Regions from separate parts of the Homo sapiens genome. Here region 1 is linked to region 2. The links are chromatin loops, found by intact Hi-C in ENCODE. Cell type or tissue: PC-3. All regions are shown on one strand.

What was found. Peaks named below come from ENCODE experiments on the same cell type or tissue, not always from the same donor. Only the 100,000 strongest peaks of a DNase experiment are listed, where the experiment ranks them.
Region 1: a loop joins it to region 2, with 7 times the contacts of the local background. A loop is called at or near these places in 9 of 110 quality-filtered maps.

What each region holds. Positions count from the first base shown.
Region 1 is chr17:71,757,273-71,765,272 of GRCh38, forward strand. No RefSeq gene overlaps it. Among named protein-coding and RNA genes, the nearest start is that of ROCR, 260 kb to the right of the region's middle. In PC-3, CTCF peaks have their summits at 3,250 and 7,429 (motif pointing right); a DNase peak (open chromatin) is centred at 2,989; H3K27ac peaks cover 288 bases.
Region 2 is chr17:71,469,757-71,477,756 of GRCh38, forward strand. No RefSeq gene overlaps it. Among named protein-coding and RNA genes, the nearest start is that of CASC17, 270 kb to the left of the region's middle. In PC-3, CTCF peaks have their summits at 3,625 and 3,828; a DNase peak (open chromatin) is centred at 3,645.

The DNA.
Region 1 (8,000 bases), 290 kb after region 2:
CCCCAGTTCCATATTTCAGAAAGGTTTCTCCCTGCAAAGTTAAACATCTGCTTCCCATCAGTCCCAGATGTGGCACCGTTTTGCAGCGTGGCCAAGGGATGAAATGCAGCACACTCAGTCTAGCATCTCATTCATCAGGAGCTTCCCGACAATCTTCCAAGCATAGACAAAGTACCTCAAATGACACCTCCCCATTCTTCCTCCTCTTCATGTGGGCCTGACAGTGTCTGGGCTCTGAGACTTCGAGTATTATTCCTGCCTACCTTTCAATGGATTTCGTGAGATCTTATTGAATTCCAGGCCGTGTCTTCAAAATAGGGGAGTAAGTGTTAAGGGTGAGAAAGGAGACTAATTCCATTTGCAGGGCAATCTAAGAGCATCTCTAGCTAGCCTCTTTCATTCCAAGAGTGATTAGTATAAACTTTCTGCACAAAATAAAATGAGGATAACAAGGGAGAGAAGAAAATTAAACTTTAGCAGGAAACAGAGTATCCTATTCAGTAAATTTCACTTACTTTCTCAGCAGCAATGAGCAGTCACAAAGCTACAAGATCACTAATCCATAATCAATACCATCCACATAAAAGTCTTTCAGATTGGAGGAAAGCATTGGGTCCTTAACCCCAAACCTCTGGAAGTAGACACTACTTCTATTTATCACAGGCCTAAAGGATCACTCCCATTGTTCCTATTCATAGGAAACTTGGAGGAAAACAACTTTCCCTGAAATTTGTTGGCTGAACAAGTGACTAATCAAGTAGATCTGCAGATATGTATTAAGTGTCTTCTATGAGCTATTTTAGGTGGTGAGAAAAGCATAAAAATCCTGACCATGTTGGCACTTTGATTCCAGCGGGGGACATTTACAATAAATTTTTAAAAACATACAATATATTATATGATATGAATAACATACAATATTTAATAATACATTATATTAATATATTGTGATATATTAATATTAATATAATATAGTTATAATTAATTGTATTATAAATTATACAATATAATATAATTACTATAATTATATTATATAACATTATATTCTATTGTATATTATATAATATATTATATATAAATATGATATTAAAATTATATTATTATATTAATATGACACACAATAATATATTTGGTCATACATATTACACAATATATTGTATGTTTTATTGTCAATAATGTTATCTACAATAATATATGTTATATATAATATATAATATATAGTATGCTTATATCCAACATACAATATATACTATATACAATATATTACACATATTATATAGAATATGTATACATATAATAGGTATATATGTATACATAGAATATGTATATGAATGCATATTCTATATAGTATGTATTGTTATATATCATGGAATAATATGTATTATACAACACATATTATATAGAATATGTATATATACAATATATAATATACATACCTATATATACAATATTGTATATATACAACATGTATTATTGTATATATACAATACATATTATATATATAATATGTTAGAGTGATAAGTGATATGTGGAAAAATAAAGTTAGCTATAGGATTAGGAAGCGTTGGGGAATGGACTGCATTTTCCTATGGGGTATTCAGAGTCATCCTCACTGAAAAGATAAAGGGGTGGAAGGTTGGGCAAAGCAAGTATTCCAGAGAAATGTATTCCAGGTAGAGGGAGGAGCAAGGGCAAAACCCATGAGCATGTGTGGGGGTTGATAAAGCAGCTGGAGTGGAGTGAGGGAATCCTGGAGGGTGCAAGATAAGACACCACCCAGGGACCAGAGGATGAAGACATTACCAGGCATTAAGCTTTTGCAATCAAGGAGATGGAGAGTCTCCAAGGGTTTGAGTACATCGGTGGCATCATATCACTGAAGTTTTGGCACGATTGTGCTGACTGCTGTGTTGAGAATAGACTATAATATCGGGCTTTAGGATGGATTAATATTGGCAAAGATCTCCTAAAACTGATGACAGGTATATAAGGCAAGTGGACCTAAAACAATGCAAAAAGAGAATGATTTGGAGCAAAAATAAAACTCATTTTGAATCAAAGTATAACATGTGAGCATTCTATACAAAAAGTTCCCCAGAGTTTAATTGTGCAGATATGAAAATGAGATACATCTTTGCACTTCAGAGTTTGTTCTTGCTACTCTGTTTCCTAAGACCAGTGAGCCACATTCTTCTCTTCTCTCCTTTAACTAGTAAATGATTTGTGCTCCTTTACTTTTTGCTTAGCTTTGGAAAGGAGTTTCCACTTTTTGAAAGTCGATAGTGTTTTGTTTTGTTTTGTTTTGTTTTCCCCCACAATTAATGCTGAGTAACGGATTTCAGACCATCTGGGCAACCTCGATTATGCTATCATTGCATATCCCACAGGCTTGTTATGATTAGGGAAGGCGAAGGGAAACACAGTATATGCCGAGTATGTGGGCTATACTTAAAGAAAAAAATGTTATATCATCACATACAACATCTGGTGGAATTCAAGATTAAGTTACAAATGGTTTTGAAGGCCAATTATTAGACAAGTGATACCCATTGAAACTAGGCTGTGGTTTTACTACCTGGCAGATTTTTACTGATTGCTCTAAATCAGTACTTACTTATCTTACTTACCGTGGGATCTTTAACATGCATTGCATTTAGATTGAGCTAAAAGGGCAGACGGTGGTTTTTTGTTTAGAGTGAAATGGAAGTACCAAGTATATAAGTGATAAAAGGGTAGTAATTACTTCCTATATCGACACTGATTTCCCATCAGGGAAATGTAATGTGTCATATTTGATACCCAAGTACCTAGGTATTTACGTTAATAATAACAATAGTAATAGTTATTATTTATTGTACCCAAAATTTTACAAGCCTTGCATTTCTTCCTCAGGCTCTATCTCCATTTATCAAATGAGTAAATTCAGGCTTCGAAAAGGTTTAGGCAACTTACCAGCATTCAAACAAACTGAGTCATCGAACCACAATTCAAACCAAGGCCTCCTGATCCATAGCTGCCACCTGTAAAGCTTACATTATGCTGAATTCATTTACATTGCTCTGCAATGTACATTACTGCACATGTGCCATAGTAAACCTTATAGAACGGGAAATGTTTAATCTTGTCAATTTACTCCTCTCTATCCTGACATTATATTTCTTGCATTTCCCAGTTACGGTTTGGCACAAACAACTTTCCCAGTTCCTCATGCATGGATAAAAACATAAATTATGCTGTGTTCTCTGGCGCCTCCTGGTTCAAAGTTATCTTGCTGCCACCAAACTGGACTTCATCCATACAAATCCACTTTTACATAAAGAATTTTAAAGAAGAATGACAACTCATCTCTGTCTAGTTATTTACATTTTTTATGAGTATTAAATATATTCCCAAAACTTCTATGTTCTAGAAAACATAGAAGTATAAATATTTACTTTGCATTCCTTTTTATTAGTGACTATTATCTTTAAAAAGCCCTGAATCAATGACAGGACAAGAGACATAGCAATGCCCTTTCTAACCTTCTGGGTTTTGTATATCTAAACTCAGTGGCATAATTTATTGAATATTAGTGACTTCAAACATATATTGGATTCTATTATTCTATATTTCAGCTGGTAATCAAAAAGCAAAAGGCTGAAATGTTCTTTCTTTTGTAGCTGGACCTTTTATGAGTTGATACAACTTTTTTTTTTAATGCAGTAGTCTCAGTCCTCAAAAATGATAGCAAATCAACCCTGATTCAGAAGCCATTTAAGGGGTCTTAATATTTCAAGAAATTCCAAAATAAATGTATGTTTTTAAAAAAGTAGAAAAAGCATTTGCAAGAAACATGACAACTCCTAAAGAGAAAGTGAAAATATTTTGTAAATTTAACTAAAGTATAGGGTTTGACTTCTGACTTTACATTTACCGCTTACATGAAGGGAACGCCAATCTTATTCTGTTGCATGGCTATTGTAAAGCCGATACAAGCAGGTGGAACTGAAAAGACTTTGGGAACTGTAAAGCTATTTTGTGTGTTAGTGACCATATAACTTAGGTTTCAACCTCCATTGTCTCTTGAAAATACATATTTTAAATGAAGTTTTTTTTAATGAGGCACAGCTCAACACAAAATCTTCAGTCAAATAGAGCTTGGCTAAGAACTAAACCACATTTATTTCTATTGACTTTCACTTTCTTATCAAAAGAGTTCTTATTTCTTATCACTACCATATCATTATCATAATAAATGCTTTTAAAATAATTATGTATGTTCAGTTTTATTCAATTATGTTATTGTTCATTAGAAGCATACAAAATGCATTTAAAAGGAAAACAAGCAGAAACACCAATAAACAACACATAAGACATTTAACCCAATGAAGAGTACAAATTAAACACAAATTTAAATAACTCATTTACATAATTTACATATCCTCTCAATGTTCTATATTGTCAGAATAGACCTGTCTTAGAATCTTTCATGGATGCAATTTAATGATTTAAAAAACTCTTAAAATTGCCCCAAAGAAAAATAAAAATGTCTTCTCAAGTTAGTATTTGTGGTCCCTATAGTGATATTAGTTCTTAATTTATTTGCTTATAATTTTATTTTGTTTTGGCTTGTTTTTAGAGATGGGATCTTGCTCTGTCACCCAAGCTAGAGTGCAGTAATACAATCACAGTTCCCTGCAGCCTTGATTTCTGGGGCCCAGGTGATCCTCCCACCTCAGCCTCCCAAGTAGTTGGAACCATGTTGGTAGCTGGAACCATGTGCCACTACCCCCAACTAATTTTGTTTATTTTGAAGAGATGGGGGTCTCATTATGTTGCCGAAGCTTGTTTCAAACTGGGCTCAGGTGATCCTCCCATCTCAGCCTCCCAAAATGCTGGGATTATCGGTGTCAACCACCATGCCCAGACAATTTACTTATAATCTTGTTTTTATGTATTTGTTAAATGCTGTGCTGAGTTCTGAGAATATCGAATTGAAGAAAGAAGGATCTCTGCAGAAAAAGTTCTGTTTTCCAGGGATGACAAATGGTAATACAACACAACTATATGCAATGAAATAAGCATAATAAACTGAGTAAAAGAAACCTACTACGAAAGATGCTTTGTACCTTTGTGTTTGTATTGTGTCCTCGTCTTTAGTAATACTGTATGGTTTCCATCATTTTGTCTTTTGAAAAGACTGTGATAGTTGGACATAAGTTAGAAACATTTACAATTAACTCTCTGCAGCATTTGAGCTATGTGTAATCATCTTTACATTTAAATATGGTTATCATTCCCTTATGAAGTTATTGATATCACTGCAAGTTATTTCTATGGATAACATCTCCTTCCATCTCTTTGAAAAGTCATTTGTCCAAAATGTAAGGAAGAAAAAGCACATAAGAGATTAATGATTACTAGAAAGTGTCAGTGAGTCATAGTTCATGCGTGTACAGCTCAAGTGGGGGCAGGTGTCTTGGATAATGGCCACCTCACCTTGAACCCCAATTCCATCCAATCACCAGGGAGGCAATATTTCACACCTTGATGGCAGCGTCCATGGAAAATGTGACACAATTTGATTACTGCCCCTTGAACAGTATTACAGTAAAAGAATGCAGTTTATGACACTTAAATGAGAAATAATTTAATGATTCCTACGTTCCCAAATGTCTTTTACCCTTTATTGTTATGTAGACCTCCTAGATAAGCTGTGCAGTTATGACTATTTTTCAAATGCAGAGTAAAAGCAAGAAAAAGTAAAACCAAGTTGGATTTAGGTCTTCACTAAAATGCCCGATTCACCCTCAGTTTCAGTCATTTTCATAGTACTCTTGAGTAGCAACCATTCCTTTTGCCCACAGGCGACTTAAACTCTGAGGTGCAGTCAGGAAGGTACATTATTAACTGGGGTGGGTGACTTCGCCTGTTCTGGGGAAACTAGATACAAACTCCTGGGTACTATTAGGGCCTCTGTGGGTTACCATAGTGAATTCCAACTAACAACGTATATTAGTCTGTTTTCACACTGCTGATAAAGACATACCCAAGACTGGGTAATTTATAAAGAAAAATAGGTTTAATGGACTCACAGTTCCATGTGGCTGGGGAGTCTGCACAATCATGGCAGCAAGCAAAGAGAGAGAACCAAGTGAAAGGGGTTTCTCCTTATAAAACTATCAGCTCTCTTGAGACTTATTCACTACCACAAGAACAGTATGGGGGAACCGCCCCCATGATTCAATTATCTCCCACCTAGTCCCTCCCACAACACGTGGGAATTATGGGAGCTATAATTCAAGATGAGATTTGGGTAGGGACACAACCAAATCATATCACAATGTGTGGCAAAAGTCATTCACCTGGTAGCTTGTCTTACAGCACAAGATCAGTACTGCAGAAATCCCAAGAAGAAAGAGCCCCACCGATTGCAAAGACTAACACACTTAAATGTACTCCCACTTTTCAAATACACATGCTAATGGAAGTGCATGGTTTAGCTTGAGCTCCCTAGTTTTCCTGGATAGCAGCAGAAACCTGCTTTGCTGCACAGTGGCTACGTAGAAGAGCTGCTTCTCTTCCTAGTCTCAGTCTTGGGTACATGTTAGTCCAAAATCCCAGCTGTGTTCTACGTAAAGAGCATCATCATATTTCTTCACCTATGTGAAACCAGCCCCATAAGCTATTTGGGGCCAAAGGGTTTGTGATTATTACACAGGATGTTATATTTTAGTCACCAAGTGATGCACCTTTTATGAACAAAATAACTAGAAAATTTTTCTTTTATTTTCTAAGAAACACACATACACCTCTTAGGATATGCCTGAGATTCCATTTCAAGAGAAGAAAAGTATGATACCCACAGTGTGCATTTAAACAGAAAGAGGAAATTCAGTTATTTTCTTCTTGAACTAATATGCTCAATGTAGTGACTACAACTTAAGTGGAAGAGGATAGACATTATTAGTATCCTGTACCCACAAATGACACAACTGAGGCACCTAGAGTTGATTGAAACAATCCAGACAAATAAATATTTTCAGGATTGAGATTTGAATGCAAGTCCAATGTTCACACTTCCTGGCTTTCAGGGGCTGCCCAACCATTTGGTACTTTAAATCCTGTTAGAACTTGAATGCACACACACATTAAGGGCTTAACAAGTAAGTTTTGTTCTTCAGTTCAATTAGAATGTTGTCAACCTTATAAAATAAAACTTCACATTAAACTGGTTAAATGATAAGCCGATGAGCCTTGTTATTTTATGTGTCAATAAGTCTCAGGTGGGGCAGATCCAGGACTGAATAATTCAGTGGATCAACGATGTCATCAAGGACTGATCACTTCCCTCTTGCTGCTCTGTCATCCTCACCCTACGGGCCATGTCCTTGGCTTGTCCCCTTTAGCACTGCCACACAGCTGCTAAGGGCCCAGGCATCACAAGCAGACACAGCAATGACCAGCAGGGGCAGGCGAGGCTTCTTTTGTGATGCCTTCTCTTACTTAGCCACACAACCTTCCTAGAAACTCCTTAGCACACTTCCTCACACTTCACATGGACCACAATTGTACACATCATTTCTTAATCAGAGCAGATGAGAAAAATGGAATTGATTTTGCTTGTAAGGAGTAAAAGAGAAGTAGGAGATGGTTGTTGTATTTAATCAACAATATCTGCTATATTCTTTCAATCTCTAATGTAGTTGGCCTATGCACAGTGATATTAATCATTATGAAAGGATTAAAAAAGAGACGTTACTGAGGTTAATTAGAATGAGAGTTCAGCCTTAAATTTAAAATGTAAATGGGGATGGAGACAGAAAGATATTAAGGATACAGTTAATCCATTAATATACAAATACACACATACCCACATAAGTAAATTTGTCAATTAAATATACAATTAAAAACAATATTTTAAACATACAGGTAAAACATGCTGAATATCAAACTAGTCTAACTATTGGAATGACATGAATTAAAAAATTACATTTTCTAACAGATACAAATGGTAGGAA
Region 2 (8,000 bases):
CTTTACTTCATTTTATTTACTTATGTTTATTTTACATTTTCAAGGCTTCTAATGCTAATCAGGCCTTAGAAATCAGTGGAAATGCTCTATGAAATAATTGTCTCATAGCTACAAAAGCTAACTGTCCCATTTTGGTAAGATCAGCCAAATTAGTTTGCTTCCTTTTCACACCCTGGTGTCCTCAAGAAATTCTTGTAGAGGAGACATATTGACATATTGCCAACTCCTTCTCATATTTTGTAGATCTGGTCCCCCTATGAATCAGCCACAACTCACTTTCTTAAATTTCCTTAAGGCCCATACTGGCTTGGCCCATTTTGCCTCCCGTGTGAGAATTAGCTTCTAGCTATCCTAGTGCTGTAGAGGCCCTTTAATTGGCTGCCTGATAAATGACACACTGTATTCTTTTTATTGGGATAATTCCCAGGCAACTGATTGGATACAGAGAAATGACAGTTACCGGAGGATTGCTGGCTGGGCTGCAGTCTTGCTTATTAACCAACACAGGTGGGACTGGTATTTGTCAGCCTGAATTTCCTTCTGCATTTGTCTTTGTTACTGTAAGGCAGACCTCTGGCTCACATCAAGATGTTGGAAGTGAATTCTTACATATGTACTCAGCCTGAAATTTGACTTTCCTCTGAGGCCATGTCAATACGGTCAATACAAAGGAGAGAATTCAGCAACTTATCCAAAGGACTCAAGGCCCCAAGACTGGGAATGGAGGAAAATTAAGTTTAGAACAATGAAGAGAGACGATTTAATTATGTAAGTTTTCAGATATCTAGGCATATGTAAATTCCAAGGTCAAAGCAACTTCTCGGGAGAATTGTGTCCCTACCCTAGACAATGCTGCAGAATTAGTCCCATCTTTATGTTTCCTTTAATGTCACGTGGGTGGAAAGAATGGTTTCTTCTTCCTATAAGGAAAGTAGAAATTGCTTAGCTAGAGTGAGGGGGTTTGCCTGTCTACTTACAGAGATATTAAACCAAGCCCACTTTCCCCCTATTTCTTTTTTTCTTTTTCTTTCTTTTTTTTTTTGAGACAAAGTCTTGCTCTGCTGCTCAGGCTGGAGTGCAGTGGCGCGATCTTGGCTCACTGCAACCTCCACCTCCCGGGTTCAACCAATTCTCCTGCCTCAGCCTCCTGAATAGCTGAGATTACAGGCATGTGTCTCGCCTGGCTAATTTTGTATTTTTTAGTGAAAGACAGGGTTTCACCATGTTGGTCAGGCTGGTCTCGAACTCCTGACCTCGTGATCTGCCCGCCTCTGCCTCCCAAAGTTCTGGAATTACAGGCATGTGCCACCGCACCCAGCCCCCTATTTCTAAGCATGAAATAATTTGAAAGATTATATTGCTGTACATGATGCACCATTCTTAGACTTTTTTTCCAAGCCTATCATATGCAGTTTGCCTCCAGCAATTGACAACATCAGTTTTACATGCAGGCATGGACAGCTACAATTTGGCAGGAAGGTTGAAGTGACCTTTTATATTTTTTTCTCATTGGAAGGGGGTCAACTTTGAGCTACATCTATAGTTCCCTTTAAACCATGCACCGTGTGGGCTGGCCTTGACGGGATCTGAGCCAGCCCAATGTAACATCTTCCATTAATGCGCCTAACTACTCTGGGGTCTTCCTCCTGTTCTGTGTGTCATAATAACACACCATGCCTCCAGCACCTTGTCAAATGTTCTTTCCTAATTTAGAAGTGTTTTATCATTCCAGGGAGGCAAAAAATTATTGTGAGAACGAATGTTAAATTATACATTCAAGAAAACATATTCCTAAGGAAAACCAGGGAATGGGCCAAATTTGACTGAAGCCCACTCAAAAATATTTTTGTGCTTCAGTTACTCTTTCTTCCAACACTTAATTTTTTCCATTTCTCCAGAATGCCCCTGATTTTATTTAACTAGTCAGAATTTTTAAATTGTAGCACCTTGTCTGGGCTGCTGTCTTTCAATGTTACTTAAGCTGCAAAATTCTTTCCTTGTTGCTTCTTTGTCTCATCTGACTCTCCCTCTAATCAGATTTCAAATTACTTTACAGCATAGAGGTAGAACAGCAATCTGATTAATTAATCTATTATGTTACATTAAAATGATAATTCATGAGTTGAATCATGTTATTTCTTTCTTTTTCTTTTCTTTTTCTTTTTTTTTTTTTTAAGACAGAGTCTCATTCTGTAGCTCAGAGCTGGAGTGCAGTGTCATGATCTCAGCTCACTGCAACATCTGCCTCCTGGGCTCAAGAGATTCTGGTGTCTCAGCCTCCTGAGTAGCTGGGATTACAGGTGTTCACCACCATGCCCAGCTAATTTTTGTAGTTTTAGTGGAGACAGAGTTTTGCAATATTGGCTGGGCTGGTCTCTAACTCTTGACCTCAGGTGATCCACCCACCTTGGCCTCCTAAAATGCTGGGATTACAGTCGTGAGCCACCACGCCCGGACAGTTCATGTTATTTCATTTCCTCATCTTTCTGAAATCATTTTATTTCCTCTATTCTATTTAATTTTTCCAGCCATCATAAATGTTAATTCAAATTTTCTTTTCCCTGACCCTCCCACCCACCCCAGCACACTGTGAGCTCCCACTTCCTGCTCTATTTTATCCTGTCACAAATTTGTAGTACTTTAATTAAGTGGTGCTACCAACTTTATACTTAATGCTCTTCTCTTTTACATGATTTTTTTCTCTCCAACTATTACAAATTATGTTATACCTTCTTGGAAGACAGAGGTTATAGTAGTTAGTAAGAGCATAAGAAAAAGAGAAAGACCAATGATCTAATGTTTTCTCTACTATTTACTGACTGTGTGATTCTGAATATGTTTGTCTTTTCAGAATTGCTTTCACATTCTCTAAAAAATGGGAATAATAAAACACCTCTTAGGTGGTATAGTGAGTAACTACATAAGGCACTAAATAGAATTTCCTTAGTCTACAGCCTGACATGTACCCTGTGCAGTAAGTATGAACTCCCTTATAGTAGGTGGGTGCAAAAGTAATTGTGGTTTTTGCCTAACTATATGTTTTTATTCTCAGTACTTGCCTCTATGCTTCACTTTCAGCAACTCATAACTCTTTGTTGATTGACGTTGATGCAATCATCAGTTTATCCTATCTTTTGTCTCTCCCTAAAAATTGGTTTATCTTCAAAAGATAGCCTGATGCTCAGTAAGTCAGTCAAGCTCTTTACAGGGAAGCATGTGATATTAACTTGAGGAGCTGCTACAGACATTGCGTAGTATACAGAAGCAGATCAGCAGAGGTCACTGTATAAATCCTGCCAACCAAGGTAGAAATTCAGCCACCATAAACAGCTATTTTGGAATGGAAAGGCTAGAGAAACAGCATGCAGTTAAAAATTAATAGTGTGCTATAAACTTTTCCTTTAAATAATAAATTGATTTTGGATTTGATAGAGTTAGAGTCCCTGTAAGACATCTGATGAAACAGTTCCAAGTGTGAGCCAGTGGAGGCACACATCAGAGGCAGGAGGACTCTGTGGCTTCTCTCAACGCTCATGCATTCCCTCCTTTCCTATCTGCGGGGCTAGGAATGAGCATTATTTTTTTGTTTGGGGTAGTTGCACTTCGGTAGGTTTTTCTACAAGCTACCCCTAGAGGGTGCAATAACCCTCTCCCTCTTACGTTCTCAGCTAGAGACCAGGGGCATGTGTACTGTTGGAAAGTTAATCTGTTCAAAGTAACAGCCAGACCCAAGTGACTCAAAATTTAATTGCAAATAATTTGGACCCAATTTTCAGCCGATTAGCCTTATAACCTGACAGTTATAAAGTGCCTACTATGTGTACATCTTCTTCTGTTTGCACAATTTTCCAATTAGACATAAGAAACATTAAATTGAGCTCCATTCCTCAATTATTAAAAGTTGACCTCTATATTTCTAGGTCAACTAGAATAGTAATTTTAAAATCTGATATTTTATTTATAAGAAGAGTGCTTTGTCTCATTTCCTACAAAAAAGAATGTTAAAAAAATGAACCCCTATTTAGTAAGTATAACTTTTAAATTTGAATGTAGAGTGTCCTAATTTGCTGAAATAAATTTTTATATTACCACTTTATATATAGATTAAAATTGCATCTTTAATTTTTTTTACTCAGACATCGATTAGAAATATAAATGTTTCTTGTTCAATACTTATACTTACTAAAACTGAGTTTGAGGAAATGTCCTCTCTAAGCCTTAGTTTTCTTAATTATAAAATAGGAGATAATATTTGCACATCTGGCACATGGCTGCTCTAAGGGTGAAGTGAGACCATCCATATGAAACACTTAGAACAATGCCTATCATATAGTAAGCACTCAATAAATACCAGCTATTAAGAAGGATACATAATTTTGTGTTACAATATTCTATAATCTTTAATAAATCACAGCTTTGTTACAAAGAGGCATATCACATAATTCTATCTAGTCATATCTGATACTATTCTAATAATTTAGATGTCATTTATTGACTATAGACATATATATGTAATGCACATAAAGAATGATTTGAGACACAAGTCAGAGTGGTTGCTGGTAGGAAAACACACACGCACAAACACACAAATTTCACTTAGTCAATTTGAATTGTGTCAGTCAATGACTTAGAACTGGGAAATTGTAGAGCTTCTTACATTTCAGTAACACCAGTGCCAATCTGTTTGTGCCATTTTAAAATGTTTTGAGCAAAATGTATTTTGTATCTTGGCAATTATGTTATTTGAATCCAGAGTACCCACTCATAAAAGCATGATCAAGTAGGGCAATAAAGATTGGAAGGATAAAAGAGATTCGATATCTTACAAGTGTCCTCTTGCAATCCACCTTCCTTTTACAGAACTAAATTTGTCTTAGAGATACTGCCAATTATCTTAAAAAAACTGTACTCCGCACCTATTGTCACCTTCTTCACTCAATAGAAAACAAGGGGCATCTGAATTAACAAAACGGAAACTCTGAAAAAGTTCCAAACGGCTTCCTCAAATGTAGCACCTTTACCCTCAGAATGTGAAGTTGACAGGTTAGGCACTGACTTAGGAATTTGCTTTTAGGTGCTGGAGATCCCCGTGACCAAATAAATCTTGCCTCACCTACTAACTGATGCTTAAAACTCCACTTTAGCAAACTCTTTCCTTTTCTTGCAGGTTTTTATCTGTGTGAGGAATATAGCTTCATGATATCATCATAACTTTATGATTTCAATCATTTAAAATCTAACACAACTGAAGAACTCGATGACTTATTAGTAAAATGGTAAGATAGAGTATTCAAAGGCACTGGTTCTCTGATAAAAAGAAGAGCGTTAGGCCAGGTGCGGATCACACCTGTAATCCCAGCACTTTGGAAGGCCAAGGCGGGCAGATGACTTGAGGTCAGGAGTTCGAGACCAGCCCCGCCAACAGGGTGAAACCATGTCTCTACTGAAAATATAGAAAAATTAGCTGGGTGTGGTGGCACACACATGTAATCCCAGCTACTCAGGAGGCTGAGGGAGGAGAACTGCTTGGACCTGAGCAACAAAGGGTGCAGTGAGCCAAAATCATGCCACTGCACTCCAGCCTGGGTGAGAGTGAGACTCTGCCAAAAAAAAAAAAAATTAATTAATTAAAAAAAATTAATTAAAAAAAATATATATATAGAGAGAGAGAGAGAGGAAGAGAGTAAACCAGTCTAGAAAAAAGACCTCCAACTCAAAGCCAACATTATGAGGACATAATACCAATTCCTTTCAAGTTTTGTTAACTCTTCCTAGGTGAATGGGTGAGACTGCATGTCTGGTTTCTAATTGTGTCTGTGCAATTTTGCTTCCCAGATGATGGCTATGTAGGGTCTTGTTTGCTGGCTTGGTCTCCTTCTATTTTCAATCTGTACCATTGTTTTAGCTTCTGCAGTATAAATACATATCTAAAGGCACATGTGTGTATGCTGCCCCGCTTTTCTGTGGGTGTTTAGTGCAAGGCATACGTGATTTGTGGCTTTGGCGGCCTGATTTGGGTTTTGCCCTTGAGAAAAAACTCTGGTTCTGATGTGTGTATATAGCAAATGAAGCATACTAATGGCATAATTGGTACACGGTGGATCATGCTGTAACCCCGGATTGCACGGATACCTCAACAGTGAGCTGACTTAGGAACAGCACGTTGCACTTTGCCTTCCGTAACCTCCCCGAGTGTGCCCTTCCAGGTGAGTTGCATGGAGCTGGGGATTGTCCAGGTTCTTGACAGTAGGTTTTGTTTCAAGCAAATGTAATATGCTTACATAATAAACATTTTATGTGACACCTGAAATAAAATTGATTATCCTGGGGATTATCTTTGCCAGTCTCTGCCCCTTCCCAAGAGTACTGCTATATCAAAGCAAGGAGAGGCTTTGAAAGGTGTGAGAATATCCACTTCATCCATTCCATTGCATCAAAAGCCCCTTTGTCAGTTGGAATCGCTAGATAACATATAACATTGTTCCACTTAAGCATAAGCCAGAAAGTGACGTATGAAGGGTACTTTCAGATGTCCCGGTTAAAACATTAACTTGAGCTGAGATGAGTAGAGAGTCTTTTGGACCAAGGTATGAATATCTGGAAGGCAAAGAAATTTTTCCTGGACTATATTACACCAAAATAACTAGTTCCATATAGGAGAGGAATTCTAGTATCTTACAAGTGATGAGTGCATTTTGCATATCTTAGTCAACAGAGACTCTGGGTGAGAAAAGCAGGTGTTCTTCTAAAATATTTTGCTTCCAGAAAAACTGTCTTCCTGGGCACACTGGGAGGGCTTGCTCACTCCACAGGGCCCTGACAGTCTGATCTGATCAAATAGGGCACTGGAAAGAATTTGGCAAAACGTTATTCTGATGGATTGGTGTCATAATCCCATCACCTGTTTAGCAGTTAATTTCACTGTTCCAGTCTTCCTAGTAATATTACCTAAGGAATATGTTATTCCATTTCCCAAAGTCGTTACATTTTTCATTGTCACCTGGAAATCCACACGTTAAAAACTGCTTAAATCGGCTGGGCGCGGTGGCTCATGCCTGTAATCCCAGCACTTTGGGAGGCCGAGGCCATCAGATTACGAGGTCAGGAGATCGAGACCATCCTGGCTAACACGGTGAAACCCCGTCTCTACTAAAAATACAAAAAATTAGCCAGGCGTGGCGGCAGGCGCCTGTAGTCCCAGCTACTCGGGAGGCTGAGGCAGGAGAATGGCGTGAACCCAGGAGGCGGAGCTTGCAGTGAGCCAAGATCGCGCCACTGCACTCCAGCTTGGGTGACAGAGCGAGACTCCGTCTCAAAAAAAAAAAAAAAAACAAAAACAAAAACAAAAAAAACTGCTTAAATCCCAAGGGAAAACTGGCATTGAACTGAATGGTTTTCATTTTTCCAATTTATTTTTTCGGTCACTGCCTACAGAAGTTTTGAGTTTAAGTGAACATTGCCAAAAAAAAATGTGCAGATGCTCAAATCTTTGCAGGATTTATAATATTATATAGGGACTGTTTTATAGCCCATTACACTAAAATGAGTTGGATTTATTACATGCCAAACAACAACAACAAAAATCACAAGTTGGAGAATAATTAACTGGAATAGACATTTTTTTTATCCTTCTACTAGCAAAAAAAAAAAAAAATTGTAATTTTATGCTCCAGAAAAACTCATTCTTAAATTTTATATCTGAGTTTGCTTTGCCAAACTCATATTGTTTTTAAATAAATGATAAAACGTACTCTTGAGGCCTCCATCCTACAAAGGACTTGAGAAGTGCCGTTAATATGAGTCTGCTGTTCATGTTTGTTCTTGTGTATTTTTGTAAGCTACAGAACAAAATGGGCTGGCCATTTTTTTAATGCCCATTATTACCTCCAATCTTTCTTTTTGTCCACTCTTTATCAAAATTCTCCTTCTGAGACAGGTTTTATGGTACACATTCCAAAGTAGACAACAAATAAGTTGTTGCACTTTAAGAGCTAGCATTT